3 separate regions of the Homo sapiens genome follow, and all the other regions are linked to region 1. The links are chromatin contacts, found by Hi-C or POLR2A ChIA-PET in ENCODE. All regions are on one chromosome and are shown on one strand. Each heading gives the region's core, a stretch centred on a gene start or an enhancer-like site at or near the end of the contact. The rest is flanking DNA. Distances are from core to core; before and after follow the strand shown. Region 1 holds the start of PPP1R11 (protein phosphatase 1 regulatory inhibitor subunit 11). Region 2 holds the start of HCG15 (HLA complex group 15). Region 3 holds the start of DDX39B-AS1 (DDX39B antisense RNA 1).

The links. Hi-C counts contacts between places; a loop is a spot of excess contacts on that map. ChIA-PET counts read pairs that join two places held with the same protein, here RNA polymerase II (POLR2A). Pooled maps may share reads with other maps.
Region 2: a map of sigmoid colon shows a loop between it and region 1 (5-fold over the local background). The contact joins the promoter of HCG15 here to the promoter of PPP1R11 in region 1. A Hi-C loop is called at or near these places in 1 of 168 maps with a recorded cell type or tissue (sigmoid colon) and 7 of 50 pooled maps. POLR2A ChIA-PET finds 5 or more read pairs at or near these places in 2 of 52 experiments (WTC11 and naive thymus-derived CD4-positive, alpha-beta T cell).
Region 3: a map of CD8-positive, alpha-beta T cell shows a loop between it and region 1 (7-fold over the local background). The contact joins the promoter of DDX39B-AS1 here to the promoter of PPP1R11 in region 1. A Hi-C loop is called at or near these places in 2 of 168 maps with a recorded cell type or tissue (CD8-positive, alpha-beta T cell and gastrocnemius medialis), 1 of 37 single-sample maps with no recorded cell type and 11 of 50 pooled maps.

Annotation. Positions count from the first base shown.
Region 1 is chr6:30,065,327-30,069,298 of GRCh38, reverse strand. PPP1R11 (protein phosphatase 1 regulatory inhibitor subunit 11) reads right to left here and starts at 2,101. Exons shown (of 3, transcript NM_021959.3): 1 at 1,820-2,101; 2 at 601-709; 3 at 1-195. The coding sequence starts at 1,888.
Region 2 is chr6:28,983,199-28,986,765 of GRCh38, reverse strand. HCG15 (HLA complex group 15) reads right to left here and starts at 2,017. Exons shown (of 3, transcript NR_135289.2): 1 at 1,782-2,017; 2 at 1-89.
Region 3 is chr6:31,540,992-31,544,726 of GRCh38, reverse strand. DDX39B-AS1 (DDX39B antisense RNA 1) reads right to left here and starts at 2,423. Exons shown (of 2, transcript NR_133675.1): 1 at 2,331-2,423; 2 at 1,589-2,018. It overlaps DDX39B (DExD-box helicase 39B), which reads left to right and starts at 2,724. Exons shown (of 11, transcript NM_004640.7): 1 at 2,724-2,777. It overlaps ATP6V1G2-DDX39B (ATP6V1G2-DDX39B readthrough (NMD candidate)), which reads left to right. Exons shown (of 13, transcript NR_037853.1): 3 at 2,579-2,777. SNORD84 (small nucleolar RNA, C/D box 84) reads left to right here and starts at 3,549; the gene lies at 3,549-3,626. It also overlaps ATP6V1G2. RefSeq lists a silencer at 2,067-2,982 and enhancers at 2,296-3,217, 2,095-3,294.

The DNA.
Region 1 (3,972 bases), core at 852-3,351:
GCATTGGCCCTGGAGGGGGCTGGGAAGGGTCAGGAGGCTGGGGAGGGGTGGTGGGGGTCGGTCCTAGGGTTGCACGACGCCGTCCTTTGCGGTGGCCACGTACACAGTGTGTATGACCACAGCCCTCTTCTTCCTCCTCATCACTTTCCGTGGAGCTCTCGCCAAAGGCCCGAGGTTTCTCATAAATACAGCAGCCTAGATTTAGAGGGAGGAGCCCAGTTAAAGAGGAGGAAGGGTAAGATATATAGTCAGTTCCATTCCCACTCAAACTCAGTGAAAATTCCTATTTTCTCCTACCTTCCAGGATCCAGCTTCCCCAGGCCCACCCTCTGGGACTCAGGCCCCACCCCTCTTGTCCTCTTAGAGAGCCACGAATTCAAAGCCCCACTTCTCCCACCTCTGACACTTCTTGCTGTCAGACCTAGGCAATTCCAGTTCTAGCCCTTCCCTACCTCTTTCCCTGATACCACAGCACCACCAAAAAAGTGACAGAACTATGAACATCTGGGGGCTTCTGGAAAGCCAGTGGATATGAGTAGATACAAGATATGCTGAAGGGAGCCAGAACTCCAGGGCTACTGCGGGCCAACAATTACTCACATTTGGATGAGCGGCGGCCCATGTGTTCATTGTCCACAGTGTCACTTGTCCATTCTACCTTTTTCTCTGGCTTCCGTTTCCGAAGTTTGATGGTAAGGCTCCGGTTCTCCTAGAAGGTTAAGGATGAGCATACCTATCTAGTCCCCTCTTACTAACCTTTCCCACTCCCTCCCAGGGAACCTCCTCTCTTTTCTTCTTTAGCTCAATCAGTACCATAGGCATAGCACCAGAGGAGCTGACAGAAGATAAAACAGAACAGGTCTTTTACCTCAGATAGTCCCTTGAGGAATAAGTATTATTTCCTGTTCTTATACCACCAGTATAAGAGAAGACACAATTCCTAACCTAGGAAAGGTCCCAGCAACTCTTCAAAGGAAAATATAATCCTTGCTGTTTCTCCGTCTTCCTCCCCAAATCATCCTTGGTAGTATTAATACATGAAAATTATTTTTCAGTCCCCAGCACCTAATCTTTGATCTCCCTTCCTTTTTCCAGATCCCCTATTCTTTTTCTCTTAAAAAAACAAACAAAACCTCTCTCATTCTCAAGCTCCAGCCCTCCCTACCTCTTATCCACCTATTCTCTGGCATCCTGGCATCTCTAGTAGCAAGTATTACTAATCTATTAATTACTAAACTTCCTTTAATCCAAGAGTATTAAGCCCAATGCAACCTTCTCCCTTTGAAGGCAACTTAACATGTTTTTGGATAAATACTTCTTGTTTCTCCATTTACATCTTTGCTCTCTGATTTCTCAAAATACCTCTTTTCATCTCCTTTTCTTGTTTCCTCATTCCTGCCACTTCCTTTTACATTCATCCATTCAATAAATATTTATTCGAATATCAATATTGATAATATTGATAAGTTGGCCTCCAACCATGCTTTCTTACACTACCTTTGATTTCCTCCCAACATCTTCCTGGCTCCTTAATCCTCAATTTCCCTTTCGTTTATTACTTACACACATAACCACCCCAAGCAGCAACACCTATATCCTAACTGTACCTCCCTATTACAAGTTCCTTGACCTGCCTCCTGCACCATCTCTGCCACTCCAAATAGCTCCAATACCTTCCGATTCTCCCAGCCCTAGATATTCAACCCCACACCTCCCATATCCCTAGGCCTAGCTCCTCCAACAACTCTTCTAATCCCTGTCCCCTCCCTCCCAGTATCTCCCAGACCCCTAAACAGCACCGCCCCCCCGCCTTTCTCACGGGCTCGGTTGTCACGGTAACCGTTGTCTCAGTGACGGTCTCGCTCAGCCCAGCCCCTGCCTCGGCCATGGCTAAGGCTCAGGACAGGGAGGAGAGGAGGAAGGGGGATGAGACACCCTTCCCTTTTTCTGTCGCTGAGGTCTAAGAGAAGCGGTATCGGATTCAGAGTGGTAGCCAGGATCCTCCACCTTCTTTATTCCCCCTCCTCCTGGGCCTCCGCTTCTCCACCCCTGGGGATAACCTGGCTAACCCCACTTCCGGCTCGCCGCTTCCGGGTGTGACGCATACTGCAGTCCCCCTTTTTCCCTTCCACGGCACCAAATGCGTCAAAGCGCAGGCGTCGCTGGATTAGTTCCGCCGTAACGTGACAGCGCGCAGGCGCTGAAAGAAAGAGAAACAAATTTGGCGGAAGGGGTGTCACTGCGGGTGTGGGTGGAGGAGGGAGAGTCTGGGGCAGCACGCGTACTCACAGCCTAGAGGAAGCAGGAGGGGCGCCCAGATGGGTATTGCCGGGCCAGACGCTGCAGAGTGGGTGTGGCGAGGGCGGAGTTGTGTGCACCAAGCTGAGTCCTGCTGCAGATTTCCGTTTGCCTTGTCTGGGTAGGTGGACCGGCGAGGAAGCTTAAGGAGCAATAGTAATGACCCTACCGTGGCCTATTTCCCTTTCCTTGTTTGGTCTGGGTTTCTCTAAAGAAAACGGGAAGTGGGAGCAGTTGGAAACACACTTAAGAGTCAAGCGATGTGGTTCTACCCCTCGCCCTGTGCCTGTAGGTGTTTGAGCAGTTCAGTTTAGTGCACGTTCAACGTCAGTTTTTTTCAGTCACTGTGCTACGCCTTGAAGATGGAGGCGCGTAAGACGCTCAGACCCTGCCTTTTAGCTCTAGTAGGAAAGACAGGCATGCTGAAAACTAACAAAAATATGAAACACTGGGGCATTAACAAATGCCATGTCTGATTTGTAAATCTGAATGTAGTTACATACTGCCAACATATTCGTTCTCTCTGGGGTGATGAGTAGGATGAAGCAGAGAAATGGTCGTAAATTACAGTATAGGCTATTTTATAAAAATATATGCACGTTTCTTAGAGAGCAAAAGAAAGTGGTAAAACAAGAACCAGGAAGGCCGACAAGTAGGTTTTTTTAGAAGAGCAGCTTAAAAAGTTGTAGATGTGTGCACTACAGGAAATGGAGTTTTGTACCGCTTGGATCTGAGGGAGTGCCAGATGAAGCTTGACAGGTAGGCAGTGGTTATATGGAAGAACCTGTATGCTTTGCTAAGAAATTAAGCTTAATCCAATCACTGTTATGGGCCAGAGAAAGGCTTAAAGTAGGGTAGAAACATGAACAGGTTTGTTTCAGATTTCAGGAGTGGGTCAGGAAAGTCAACTGCCAGAACAGTTCAAACGTACAGTGGGGAAGACTGCCCTGCCCATTCTCCAGGTTGCTGTGGGGGTCAAACAAGATAGCTATGTTTGAGAGCTCTGAATATATATAAAGGGCCACACAATTATATGATAATTATTACAGTAACCCCTTGATCACTATTTGAGCCAAGGAATGCGGGACCTGAGTATGCATTTGTTCCCCTTGAAAGTTTTTAGTTCAAACAGAAAAAAGCAAGATATAGTTCAGCATGTCTAGTCCATTAAAAAAACCAAACACATATATAGCAACACACATATACAGAGCCACATACATATACACAAGCACAGATATACAGTATAATTTGGTTATCTCTGTGGAGTAGGATTCCTTGTGACTTTACTTTTTTCTTTCTTTCTATGTAAGAATCTATTATAATAGATATACAATTCATCCTTGAACAACATGGGGGTAAGGGGTGCTGACCCTCTGAACAGCCAAAAATCCATATATAACTTTTGACTCCCCCAAAACTTTACTGTTGACCAGATGCCTTACCAATAACATAAACCGTTGATTAACACATATTTTGTATATGTATTATATACTTATAATACATATAATCTTACAATCAAGTAAGCTAGAGAAAACATTATTAAGAAAATCATAAGGAAAAGAAAATATATTTACTATTCATTAAGTAGAAGTGGATCACATTTTCATGTTGAGTAGGCTCAGGAGGAGGAAAAGGAGGGCTTAAATGTGCTGCTATCTTATGGGTCTCAGAAGT
Region 2 (3,567 bases), core at 768-3,267, 1.1 Mb after region 1:
CAATGCTTCATCAGCTGCATCTTGGTCCATCAAAGGCATCATTCCAGAGACTGATTTTCTCTCTGGTGTTTGCAATCCTGCACGGTAAACTAGGAGGGTGAAAACAAAACAGAAAAATGGGAGAAATTATTTGAAAGTGACGATATCAACCAGTGAACATCAGGAATCCATTAACCCGTTCAACAAGTATTGACTGAATGCCTACTCTGTGCCTGGGCACTGAGTATTCAGGACGAACGCTGACACCGGCGGTCCTCACCTTCACAGCTAGGAGGAAAGGCCAACTGATTAAGCAATTGCAAGTCATCATCGTGACTGAATTGGTGCTGGGTCACACAGCTCGGGATTGGAACTTAGTGTCGATCTGGAAAGGCCTGCTTGGAGAAATTCACGAATGCACTGAGGAATGGGGTGGGGGTAGGAGGTTGGAGCGAGACAAGACTGGCCAAAAGTCTGAAAAGAAAAAGACAATTTGGGTTTGAACCCGCAACAGAACAAGCCCCACAACCCTTCTCTCTCCGTAGAATCCCTACCTCCCGGAGGGAAGACTGAGAATCCTGAAGGGGTCAGGAATGAGAAGGACAAAGGAGAAAGAAAAGAGTAGGACGGCTTCTCCCACGGATCAATCGCGTAGGTGGTGGTGGTCCCTGACAGCTGCAGCTGCCTGATCACTGCTGGATCTGTGATTCTAAAATTCTGAGCAGTAACGAGCCCAAGCGTGCACCTGAGGAAAGAGTAAGGGCACACAAAGTCAGAACAAAGTATGTATGTATTTGAGCCAGGGCCTCGCTCTGCCACGATCAGAGCTCATTGCGGCCTCGAACTTCTGGGCTCAAGAGATCCTCCCGCCTCAACCTCCGAGCAGCTGGAACTACACGTACACGTGACCGCGCCTAGTTTTTCTTTCTTTTCTTTCTCTTTCTTTTCCTTTCTCTCTCTCTCTCTCTTCCCCCCGCCCACCCCCCCCCCTTTTTGGTAGAAACGGGGGTCTCGCTTTTTTGTCCTGGCTGATCTCGAAATCCGAGGCTTCAAGCGACCCTCCCGCCTCCGCCAGAGGAAGAATGTAAACGGGACAGGAATGTGTCTCTGCTCCCCCGCCCTGGCGAGGGACTTGCTAGTATCCTCTATCCAACTGCTGGCTGAATGTGTTCTCTCTAGGAATCGAGGAGGACTGCCTTTCTCGCTGGTTCTATTTCAGTCCCGATCCCACAGCTTCAGTCCAACCGGTTTGCTTTGTTTGATAGGCTGGGCATGAGAGTGAGATTTGGAGCTATCCTCACAGATTCCTGGAAGTTGAACAGATCTCTGATGAGTCCTCTCTTTAGAACTAAACTGATTCCCCCAGGACCTACCAACTTGAGGAATTTTCTGGGAAGCACTTAGGTACCTGTACGGACTTGTCAACAACTGCCATACGTAAGAGACTCTAATTCCAGCTTTACTGTGCATGACCAGAAAGCTTGAAATTGAAATCTTGATGCCATCCCATAGTTAACCGAGATTTTCCAGGTTTATATATAGTTCAGAATTCAAAGTTCTGAAAATCTAAGAGCTTTCACAACTCTGCGCTTTTGCTTCTCCTGAGACGCTTGTCCTGGAATGCTGGTTTCCATTTTGTTCCCTAATAAAAATCTTGTTCATTCTTCAAAGCCCACTTCAAATAGGGTCTTCCCCACCCCACCTCCAAATCTCCCTCTCTCTCTCACATACACACACCCCATTGTATTTTTCCACACTTCATTTTAGCAGGTAACTCTGTGCCCAATAGAAAATTTACTCACTTGGCGGGGCGCGGTAGCTCACGCCTGTAATCTCAGCACTTTGGGAGGCCGAGGCGGGCGGATCACCAGGTCAGGAGATCGAGACCATCCTGGCTAACACGGTGAAACCCCGTCTCTACTAAAAATACAAAAAATTAGCCGGGCGTGGTGGCGGGCGCCGGTAGGCCCAGCTACCTGGAGGCTGAAACAGGAGAATGGCGTGAACCCAGGATGCAGAGCTTGCAGTGAGCCGAGATGGCGCCACTCCACTCCAGCCTGGGCGACAGAGCGAGACTCTGTCTAAAAAAAAAAAAAAAAAAAAAAAAAAGGAAAACTTACTCACAGTATCTGTCTCCTTCATTCCCCAAGTACGGTGAGAAGAATGATGATGATGATAATATTAATAACACGGATTTGGATAATTGGCTGACTGCTTTTGTGTATTATGTTATTGACTCATCGCAACTTTATATAGTAAATACTGTAATACTTTTATTCCCATTTTACAGTTGAGAAAATTGGGATTTGGGGGGTGTTAAGAGGTGAGATTTCTGTCTTGGTCATTTTTCATTTTCCATAGTGACTAGTGTAGTACAAGCCTACTGGCTCTGAATATTTGCAGATTGATTCCTTGACCCTAGCTGTTGACTTTTTTTTTTTTTTTTTTTTTTTTTAGTAGTCTTTCACATTCTCTTTCCTCCTCTTGTCTTGATGCATATTTTGGTTTTGTTATATTTTTTCGACGTTCTCTCTGAGCTGACGAGTAAACGGTAGCAAGTCTGGTGAATAAACAGAACCTACCGTGCCAAAATTAGGGAATTTTTTTTCCTATGGACAATGAATAATAGCTCAGATGAGAAGGAAAGAAACTGGTAGCATTCGAAGAAGAGTTCTTTTTCTCTAATCCAATTAGCTTTATGTGGAAAATGAAAGAAAAGAAAAGAAAAGAAAAAAAGAGGCATTAATCAAGATAAGTTAAGCCAGACAGTTCCTTTCACAGGGGTCCCAACCAGACTGTTTTCTGAAAGCAGAGGCATAAAAACTAATGAAGCAAGAGATTCTTGCTGCACATAGAGGAGACAACGTGTGATATCACGAAAAGAGGGTGCTTTTCAAGAACTGATCACCAGCAGGCCTAGAGGGTTGAATTCCTATGAAACATTAGATTAAAAGGCTTCCGTATATACAGGAATTTTACAAACCATATTACTTTTATGTCTATGTCAAAATAAGATTTCTTAGTCAAATTGATCTTATGTATGTGTCAAAGTTTATTAATTCAAGGACAGAACTGACAAGATGACAAAAGAGTGTCCCATCTCAAGGAAGTTTTGGAAACTGTGAATATATGGAGCCAGGGAAGAGAAGAGAAAGTGCAATTAATTAGAAAAAGTCCTGCTTCATTTAACTGGATCATAACAACATCACATCCTGGCTGGAAGCGGTGGCTCACGCCTGTAATCCCAGCACTTCGGGAGGCTGAGGCGGGTGGGTCTCTTGAGATCAGGAGTTCGAGACCAGCCTGGCCAACATGGTGAAACCGCGTCTCTACTAAAAATACAAAAATTAACCTGGAGTGGTGGCACGTGCCTTTAATCCCAGCTACTCGGGAGGCCGAGACAGGAGAATTGTTTGAACCCGGGAAACGGAGGTTGCAGTGAGCTGAGATCGGGCCACTGCACTCCAGCCTGGGCGACAAAGAGAGACTCCATTTCAAAAAACAAACAAAAAATCACATATTCCATTTGTTGGTGAAATAAGATCAGGAGCACCACGATCTTTGTTTGGAAACTTGTAGAGAAGTCAT
Region 3 (3,735 bases), core at 1,174-3,673, 1.5 Mb before region 1:
TACATTTAGCCCCTCTCTTATAATTCCAGGTAGATAACTGCATTTTGTAGCCTCTCTTTGTTTTTCTTTTGCTGATCTTTGTCTTTATTAGATTTTCCTCCTTTCCTATTTCCCCAAAGACTTATCAGATGCTCATTGCTTTCTAAGATCTAAAATGATACTGTGTTCCCTCATATGCATGCCCTTCCTTTCTATATCCTTGACACCTTACTTTCCCATTGTAACAATAAAAAAAGTATCAATAAAATAATTATTGGCAAATAAATTGGTGAGTTGAAGCAGCCTCCTTTTGCCTCATCATTTCTCATTTTCAGTCACTTTGTTTTTTTTTTTTTTGAGATGGAGTTTTGCTCTTGTTGCCCAGGCTGGAATACAATGGCGTGATCTCAGCTCATTGCAACCTCTGCCTCCCAGGTTCAAGCGATTCTCCTGCCTCAGCCTCCCAAGTTGCTGGAATTATGGGTGTGTGCCACCACGCCTGGCTATTTTTTGTATTTTTAGTAGAGATGGGGTTTCGCCATGTTGGTCAGGCTGGTCTCAAACTCCTGACCTCAAGTGATCCACCTGCCTTGGCCTCCCAAAGTGCTGAGATTAGAGGTGTGAGCCACTGTGCCTGGCCTTCAGTCACTTTCTTGTTTTTTGTTTACATATTCCCTAAACAGCCCAAATGGCTATCCTTTGAAACTTCTTGGAGAAACAAGAACAAGTAGTACTTTATTATTTCTCTAAAGTGAGAAACATGGTTCCTCATTTGGGAATCTGAGGACTATAGATCGCAACTGTAGAGAAAAGCTGGAGTGTAGGAGCAAGTGCTCTTTGCCCCTTTACCTTGCATTTTCTTCATAGCACTTACTGCTACTGGTTTTTTGAGACAAGGTCCTGCTGTGTTGCCCAGGCTGGAGTTCCAGCTCACGGCAGCCTTGACCCCCTGGACTCAAATGATCCTCCCACTTCAGCCTCCTGAGTAGCTGGGATTACGGGCGAGTGCCACTATGCCTTGCTAATTTTAAAATTTTTTGTAGAGATGGGGTCTCACTTGCCCAGGCTGGTCTGAAACTCCTGGGCTCAAGCAATCCTTCGGGCTCGGCTTCCTCAAGGGTTGGGTTACAGGCCTGAGCCACTGCACCCTGACCACTTATCGATACTTGACATTATATTTGTGTTTATGTGTTTTCTTTCCTGTAATGTAAACACTGTGAGAACAGGGCTGTTCACCGTTGTGTCCCCAGATCCTAGGACAACATGTGGCACAAGGGAGGCAGTTGATAAATACTTTTGAATAAATTAAATGATACTTGGGAAAATACCTTCTATGACACCATTCTTGAATTAGTTACTTCATTTGTCACTGAAGACAAGCTTACTTCACCAAGAATTTGAACCAATAAGGTAACCTGCAGTGTATTTACTAACCAGATTCTTTGAGCAGGGAGGCAGAATACAATAGAGAATGAGAGATGTTTGCATCCTGGCTGTAACCTCACCAGCCGTACTGCTTGAGATATGTTGCTTTGCTTCGCTTCTGTCAATAAGATGAGAATAACGGTACCTACTCCTTAGTATTAAATGATTAAGTATGTTAACAGGGAGAGGGCCAAACGTTTGTTGTTTTATTACACAGCAGGACATCAGGTCTTACTTTTGTAGCTCCCCATCTCAAAGACGGGGATAGCAAATGTTTCATTCAGGAAAAAAATCCAGGTTGAACAATGGGGCTGTTGGGGCGGGGCCAAGAACATTCTGCTCGAATTAACAGTATTAATGGGCCGGGCGCGGTGGCTCACGCCTGTAATCCCAGCACTCTGGGAGGCCGAAGTGGGTGGATCACCTGAGGTCATACATGGGTGAAGCCCCGTCTCTACTAAAAAAACAAAAATTTGCTGGGCGTGGTGGCGGGCGCCTGTAATCCTAGCTACTCGGGAGGCTGAGGCAGGAGAATCGCTTGAACCCGGGAAGCAGCGGTTGCAGTGAGCCGAGATCAGGACATTGCACTCCCGCCTGGGCGACAGGGCGAGACTCTGTCTCAAAACAAAAACAAAAACAGTATTAATGGAATGTAGTATAACCCTCAAGCCCTACTATTAACACTTGGGGCCGAATCCAGACCCCGTCTTCCCGCTCGGATTCAGAACACCTTCCTGACTCACTGGCCCTAGGGCATCAGCTACCTCGGACAGCATCCTTTTGGGAAAATACCGCCCACCAGCCCCACGACTGGGAAAGAGTCGGGAAACACCCCCGAGCAATCCAGTTCCCTGAGACTTCCCTCCTCCCTCCCCTCAGCTAGGGCCTGCCGGTTCCTAGTGCGTGCCCAGCAGTCCTCAGGTCACCTTCACTACCGGGCCAAGGACCCCGTGGGAACTCGCAGCCTTCGCCACACTCGTTCCTCGCGCATCCATGGAGGGGTGCCTACAGAGAAGACCTGCGTGGCAAAAACCTAAACGAAGAGATGAGGGGCATGGAGAGGAGTAGGATAAGAGAATAAAGATAACAGTGGGGGGGAGACGTTAGTTTCCTTTATATCTTTTGTTACTGGCGGTAGCAGTGAAGTTAGAAACGGTTTTAAAACAAATTTCAGACAGGCATTTTCCAAAGGCAAGCCTGGAGCGCACGGATCTGTATAACCGCGGAAGGCCCTGTTTCCGGTCCCTTGCGCCTGCGCTCTTGCAGCCAAGAAGGCGGGAGGCTGGAGTAGAGGGAAGCCTGCAACCGGAAGTGAAGGCAGATTTCCCTCCTTCGTCGCTGTTGCTGCCGCCATACGCGCTCTCCCTGTTTAGGTAAGCTTTGGCCTTCGCTACAATCCGTTTCCATCTGCGCTTCTCCGCACCCATCCCGTCACATGGGTTCCTGATACCCTTTTCACAGGCGATGGTCTGGTCGCTGGGGCCTAGTTGGTTCGCTATTTCCTTAGCTTGCATCCCTTTCGAGAGCAAAGAGCTCCTGGGGGAAGGAAGGGAAGCTAAGGGGGGACCCAATCCAAGATGGTGTCCTCGGCGCCATTGTGTTCGTTTTGCTCCCTTCTTCCAATGGGTTCTTCTCATATTGGAGGCCTCAGCATCAATGAGAGGCGGCGCTCGGCGTCCCTTGGTCTTGGTATTTGCGGAGGGCGGGGCTCTTCTCACCTTCCTTGTCCTTTCTTGAGCTCTTTCTCGGCCCTCGGTGGGACTGGGAGGAGGAGCTGGTTTCTGGGCCCAGTTGGATTTTTCTCACCTTGACTTGCCCAACTTAATTTGGAGTGCCTTCCAAGTGTTTACGATACGATTGGTGTCATTGTATGTTTCTCCAAAAGGAGTCTCACCTTCGTAGCGTAACAGTGATGTGAGACCACTTGGTAAAGATCCTGTTAAAGCCTGGGCGGGGATTGCCTTTCTCTGTCACCTATTAGCTTTCTTATTGTAGGGTGGAGACATGAATTTTGTTTTTTTGTGGCCGAGCCATTTGTCTTGCACCGCCCCTCCCCCCCATGCTAATTACACAAGGCTTGCTTAAACAGCGGAAGGGAGGATACTGAGAAGTGGGAGGCTGAGAGCTATGGGAGGTGGACGGCGGCCATATGATGTTTTCTTTTCGAAAGGTGAGCGCTTTGCGCAGTGATGACCCTCATCTATCACCCTTGACTGATGGCTGCTGAGTTAGGCATCCATAACGGTGGGATTATAATAGGGAAAGCGGAGTCTTCCTTTGAGGACTTTTCAGGACTCTACTTGTCATCTCCATTTTCCACTTTACTAAGTT